Linked DNA regions of Homo sapiens: region 1 is linked to region 2. A link is an interaction called in ENCODE POLR2A ChIA-PET data of the cell type or tissue named here. Cell type or tissue: PC-9. All regions are shown on one strand. Links, peaks and the distances in the headings refer to the core of each region. The heading gives the core; the rest is flanking DNA.

Evidence for each region. Peaks named below come from ENCODE experiments on the same cell type or tissue, not always from the same donor. Only the 100,000 strongest peaks of a DNase experiment are listed, where the experiment ranks them.
Region 1: POLR2A ChIA-PET joins it to region 2 with 8 read pairs; 2 of 35 experiments call an interaction of 5 or more read pairs at or near these places.

What each region holds. Positions count from the first base shown.
Region 1 is chr5:65,451,554-65,454,485 of GRCh38, forward strand. ADAMTS6 (ADAM metallopeptidase with thrombospondin type 1 motif 6) reads right to left here. Exons shown (of 25, transcript NM_197941.4): 5 at 1,154-1,365; 6 at 580-663; 7 at 1-67. Among named protein-coding and RNA genes, the nearest start is that of ADAMTS6, 29 kb to the right of the region's middle. In PC-9, for the core only: no CTCF peak of the experiment used is centred there; no DNase peak of the experiment used is centred there.
Region 2 is chr5:65,197,451-65,200,382 of GRCh38, forward strand. The region is part of intron 20 of ADAMTS6 (ADAM metallopeptidase with thrombospondin type 1 motif 6); the gene reads right to left. Among named protein-coding and RNA genes, the nearest start is that of ADAMTS6, 280 kb to the right of the region's middle. In PC-9, for the core only: no CTCF peak of the experiment used is centred there; a DNase peak (open chromatin) is centred at 1,491; H3K27ac peaks cover 814 bases.

The DNA of each region.
Region 1 (2,932 bases), core at 125-2,624, 250 kb after region 2:
TGGATTTCTGCCATTTACAGAAGCTATCGAGGGACTTGTCTGCATGGTGGTTTATCTCCAAGTTTGGCTGCAATACAACATGCATACCAGAAATGTTCCAAACAAATTACTAAGGTCAGTTGTTAAAACTTTTGAAGACTGAAGTGGGACTATAATTAGAAGCAGTGTTTCTAGGAATAATCTCTTGCCAATTTTTATCTCTGTAATATCTGACCTAGAGCTCATTTGGTATATTATTGAACTGGTATTTTTTTCCAGTTCCAGCTTTAATGATAATGTGAACATATGTGAGATTATCAACACAAAAACTAATGAAAATCATTATTATAAGATATGCCATGCAAATGTTCACCCTTATACTGAAACATAGCTAATCTATATAGCTTTAACATAAAAGGTATATTCTTGTAATGTATTTAAAATTTGCTTAAGATATTAAATGTGTAGAGCTAAAAATCATATCCAACTAGAATTTCCTAATAGAAGCAATAATAAAACATATTATTTAATAATAAGTAATTCTATAGCTCTATAGCCTTCTGTTAACAATCTTAGATATATAAACTAACTCATTCTTACCTGATCTTCTGTGAGAACAATTAAGCGGGCCACTATAATATTCACAACGTTTCCTAGGCTGGAATCACGGTAAAGTTTGGCAACCTGACCTCCAGAAAATAAGAAAAGACACAAAGTCAGACAAAAATTATAGGGTGATAGTTTGGTTTTTTAAGTGCTAAAACAATTTTTTATAAATTTAGCCATTGTATACATTACCCCATATCACTTAGAACTCTACCTTCAAGGTGCCTTGGTAAAAGGTTTTTATACAAGTCTACCTCAATAAATATTTCCTCCTAGACATGAACTACAGCATGGAAATTAGAGGGTGAGCTGATGTTTCAAGTTAAAAAAAAAAAAAAACCCTTAAACAAGATTTAACAATCCACTAAAACTGTCATATTATCTAAAAATGAATGATAAGGTCATCTTTAAATGTATTTTTATGGAACTGAAACATTACTAGACCAATTTTTTACCATTTTAGACAGGTAAATTCTTATCATTATTTACTTCACAGCAAAAATTTATGACCTTAGTCAAAAACACAACAAATATGAAGTAAAATATTATATAGAGGGATCAAACTTACAATATTCATCACACTCAAAATGTAATGTTCAATGTCTTTGCGGCCATGGTAGCCCACCATCATTTTGTCTGCCACTACCAATGTCTCCACAAACCGTTCAATGCTCACTGATCTCTTCTGTCTGTGGTGGATATGTGTGTTGTTAATTGGTAGTGAATAAGAAACAGTGGATGTGTCATTCAGCCACCAAGGTTTGCCACTTCTTGTGAAATCTACAATAAAAGCAGCCAATTCAGATAGGTTCACTAATTAAAAATATTTATTTATAGATCTTTCATGTAGACATGCTTCTCACAAATTCTCTAATATATTAAGATTTTTCAAAGAGAAGAGAATGAGAAAATGCAGTAGTGAGAAAAAAGTCTGTAAATTTTTGAAAATAATCACGTTATCTGAAAAAATTAAACATTCAACTGCTCATGAAAACAAAACAAATCTAAGAAATGAATTAATTAATAAAAATAATTTTCAAATAGTCATTTCATATTATTCCAGTAATTACATCTTAATACATTTAAATTTAGGATATATACTTTAAAGAGCCATTTAAAGTTATTTAAAAAGCATCTAGAGTATGAACTTTTCAATCAGTCTAAGACAGCTCTGATAGCCCTGATTTTGCAAAAATCTATTCCAAAGATACTTTTGATTATTCATTTTAAAATAAGATGCTTTCATCAAGCTATTTTAATTAGAATCAATTCTACTGCTCTAGAAATCTCAATTCTAAAAGGCAACGAATTACTTTTTTCACTTAGGTTGGCAGTCTACAACTCTTTATTCTGACAGAGTACTCAAAATATTTCTTTTCCAAAGCCTAGAGGTAAGAGACATTCAATTATAGTTGAAAGATCACGATTCCAGCATAATTTGCTTTGAACCATATTTAGCATGGATTGCAATGTATCCTTTGTTTTCTAGACATTTGGTTCTTCAGTATAGAAGCAGCCTTTTAGCACTATGGCATTTGTAAACACCTGCCTCACTGATTATCATCTTCATTAAATAAACTTGAGCATGTAGAGGTTCTCTGTATATCTCACTTCCACATCCTTATATTGAACAGGAAATCTTTCTCACCCCCACTTATTAAAAAATTTAGTGAGGAATAATTAGATTAATATATGATACACTTGACAGAAAGTGTAACTATTCTCATTTTTCTAACTTCTTTAGCCTTTCTGTTTTACAAATTGCATTGGTAGGTGCTATGGTTTGAATATCTCCTCCAAAACTCATGTTGAAACTTAATTGCCATTGAAACAGTATTAACAGCTGGGGCCTTTAAGAGGTGATTAAAACTTGAAGTCTCCACCCTCATGAAGGAATGAAAACCATTGTTGTAGGAATGGGTTGGTTATTGTGGGAGTGGGTTCCTGATAAAAATAATGAGTTCAGGCCCAACTTCCTCTCTCTGTTGTGTGCACTCACTTCCTCCTCTTGCCTTCCTCCATGAGACGACCCTCACCAGATGCTGGTGCCATGCTCTTGGACTTCCCAGCATCCAGAACCATATGCTAAGTAAACTTTCATTGTTCTTAAATTATCCAGTCTCAGGTATTCTGTTACAGCAGCAAGAAATGTGCTAAGTCAGTAGGATGGATAAATTTTGAGAAATGAGGTGGAAATGATCATGAGACCCATCAGTTAAATACTCCTGAAACTTCTAAGTTAAATGAGTGTCTTCATCCCTAAAGGTGAAGAGAAGCAAAGACATAAACACCACTTCTTATTTCGATAGAATATCCTCCAGATAGTGTTTCTCTATATCCAATTTTG
Region 2 (2,932 bases), core at 122-2,621:
AAACAAAACAACAGATTACAATTTCCCAAAATAATATTATCAAATAAAATGTACAAATATGCATTTCAATGCAAAACAATGATTGTATATTTATTTAAAAATAGAACAATAGGGACAAATTTACTTTTTGATATTTTGTAGAACAAATCCCATCTATTTAGTTTTTGTTAGGAATACATCACATCCACACATTTCATTTTTTCTTCCGTTTATATATTTATCTCTCTAAAAGCCCATTCATTGTTTAGAAATTAGAGATTGCAGTGGGCCTCTTTTGGACTGTAACCAACTAGTCTGTTTATTCGAACAGAGTTGACCCCTGTTGATTATACCACTGTCAAATACATACATACACAGTTCATTCAAATATTAATTTATCTCATTTTAAAAAATTAGTCTATGTGATATGTTTACCACAGCTAAAAATATTCTCATACAGTTTATAAAATATTAAATATATGTCAATTATTGGCAAAGATATTCACCATAACTTGCTCACATTTCACAAAATATAAAGACACACACAAACACACACTCGTATTTGTAAATGTTCCTGATGAACAGATTTTATGTATACTCATTTTCTCTTTAGTGTCAAGGAAACAAAAGAAGCAGACAGGTATATCAAGATATCAAAGAGAAACACGTCAAACTACAAGACAATGCTAAATGTTTCAGATCATATAGCGGTAACAGGTTACTCCTGGCAATAGAAATAAAAGCACACACTAAGCTATTCCCCCACTCACCCACCCCATCTCTATAAACAGGTAGGCTAAATTACCCAGAAAGAGTTGTAAAAGCAGCATTAGCAGTATCCAGGAAACCACAGCTTCACACCTAGCTAATCCCACACAATCCTTCAGTTGTTTTTCTTTTTTTTTTCCCAGTTGTTTCAAGTAATAATGCCCTAAAAAAACAGTGTGATCACAAATTAGGGAAATATATGTGAAACAGGATCATTCAGTGAAAGAAACTGTCACCTAAAGAGCTACACACCAAATGCTTCCCCCAAGTTCCCCTAAATCATAGAAATTCTGCAGGTGGGAGTGCCTCCGTTATCATGTTATGCACACCTACCTTTAACTAAGCCCTTTAAATTTAAAGACTGACAGGGCAAACTATTAAATCCACCAAGCTCATGACACTTAAATCCTGTAGCTTCCATGACAGTGGTGAGCAGTTAGTCTTTTTTATTGCTTGCACTGACCCAGGGCTCTTGCTGATCACCTTCTGCAACCATTTTTTATGTTTTCCTAAACTTAGGGGTCTTAAACATAGTCAAACAACTTACTGGCAAAATGTCCTAGAGTATGTATTGTATTCCTTCCCTCCCAACCCCTAAAATAAGCCAAACAATGAAGTTTATGTGACGACAACAGTTTGGAATTTTTTAACTATTAAACTTTAGAATTTTTGAGGGAAGAATGATTCACATCAGGCATAGTTGTGATCCATTCACAGATGTTCCATGATATTCATCGGATATCTCCCCATTGTGTCATTCCAGTGGGCAGATAACTAGGTCCATGTGGTCCACCTAGACAGATACCTCTACCATTAGTCATAGGAGTCAACTACCAACTCCAACAGTGGCTCAGATTATCCATCCATCCTGGTTCAATATTTTGCCTCTATCAGGGACAGCAGGGGATTTTTTTTTATTGGTTAGTGTGATTATTTTTTTTTAAGTCATTCAAACATGACTATACTTGAAACAAGAACACTGGCATCCAAAACATATCTTGGTTATTTCTCAGGAAGGAATAAACATTCTCAACACTACAAAATACAACTGATCTGGTTTTGTTTCAGTGGCAGAAACATTAATTCAGTTTCCTTGACTTGTAGAAACTGAATTAAGTCAAGATAAAATTCTTCTTTCTCTAACTTAACCCTAGAAATGTTGTTTGGCTATAATTACATTTGTTTTCAAAAGTAGCCTTTATTGCAAAAGCAGGGCCTCTGCAATTTGAATCATAGATGAGATATGAGTTAGTAGAGCTGTGATTTATATTTCATTTTATGATAAATTCTAACAATGTATGTATCTTGAAAAAAATTTGGTACATAATATTTGTTATCAAAAATTTGGAAAATTACACAAAACCACAAGGAAGAAATAAAACTGACCCATAGTCCAATATTTTGTTTCAGACCCCTTTAATTTCAGGGCTATTTTGCTCTTTAGTGGGATCCAGTAATTAGTTTAAAAATTACATGTATACCCAAACTAAAACTGTCAGCTAAATGTAGTTGGCAGGTCATTCATTCATTTACTCATTCATTCATTCATTCAACAGAGATAGTTACTAAACCAAAGCATTGTGTTTATGAGATATAAACACAGTATCTCTTGGGAGATATTGGGCTAAGTGCTAAGAATTATGAATTGACTTAATTTTGATCATGCCTTCCTTCCATACTTCTTAAAAACTGGGAATCAAGAGTACTTAGGTGTTCATTTTAGCTTCATGATTTCAGAATGCTATTTTTTATGAAGTAAAAATTAAAGTCCTTGAATAGACAGCTGAAATTGCTCTATATTTTATGAAGATGCATGTTTTCCTTACATTTGTCTTTTATTAATTTTCTTCTAGAATGTTATATTAGACAGTGTGGTATTTCACACTCAAGAATTGACTATATCAGTAATCTATTCCAAATCTTCCTACAACACTGTACTATCTTCCTCCAACAGCATACAAAGCTCCTTCCAACTATTACTCCCACACTTGGCAGGTTTACAGATTTTTTTTTCTTTTTAAGTCAGTAGCAACAGGATAACTCTATAAACCAAGGCATCTAAATGAATGGATTTTTAAACACATACTTTTGAATTAAGGAAAATGCAGCTTTTAACTTTAGAAAGTAGAAAATACAGATCAACTGGAAATAATCTAAACTAAGTCCACAAGAGAAATGATTGAGT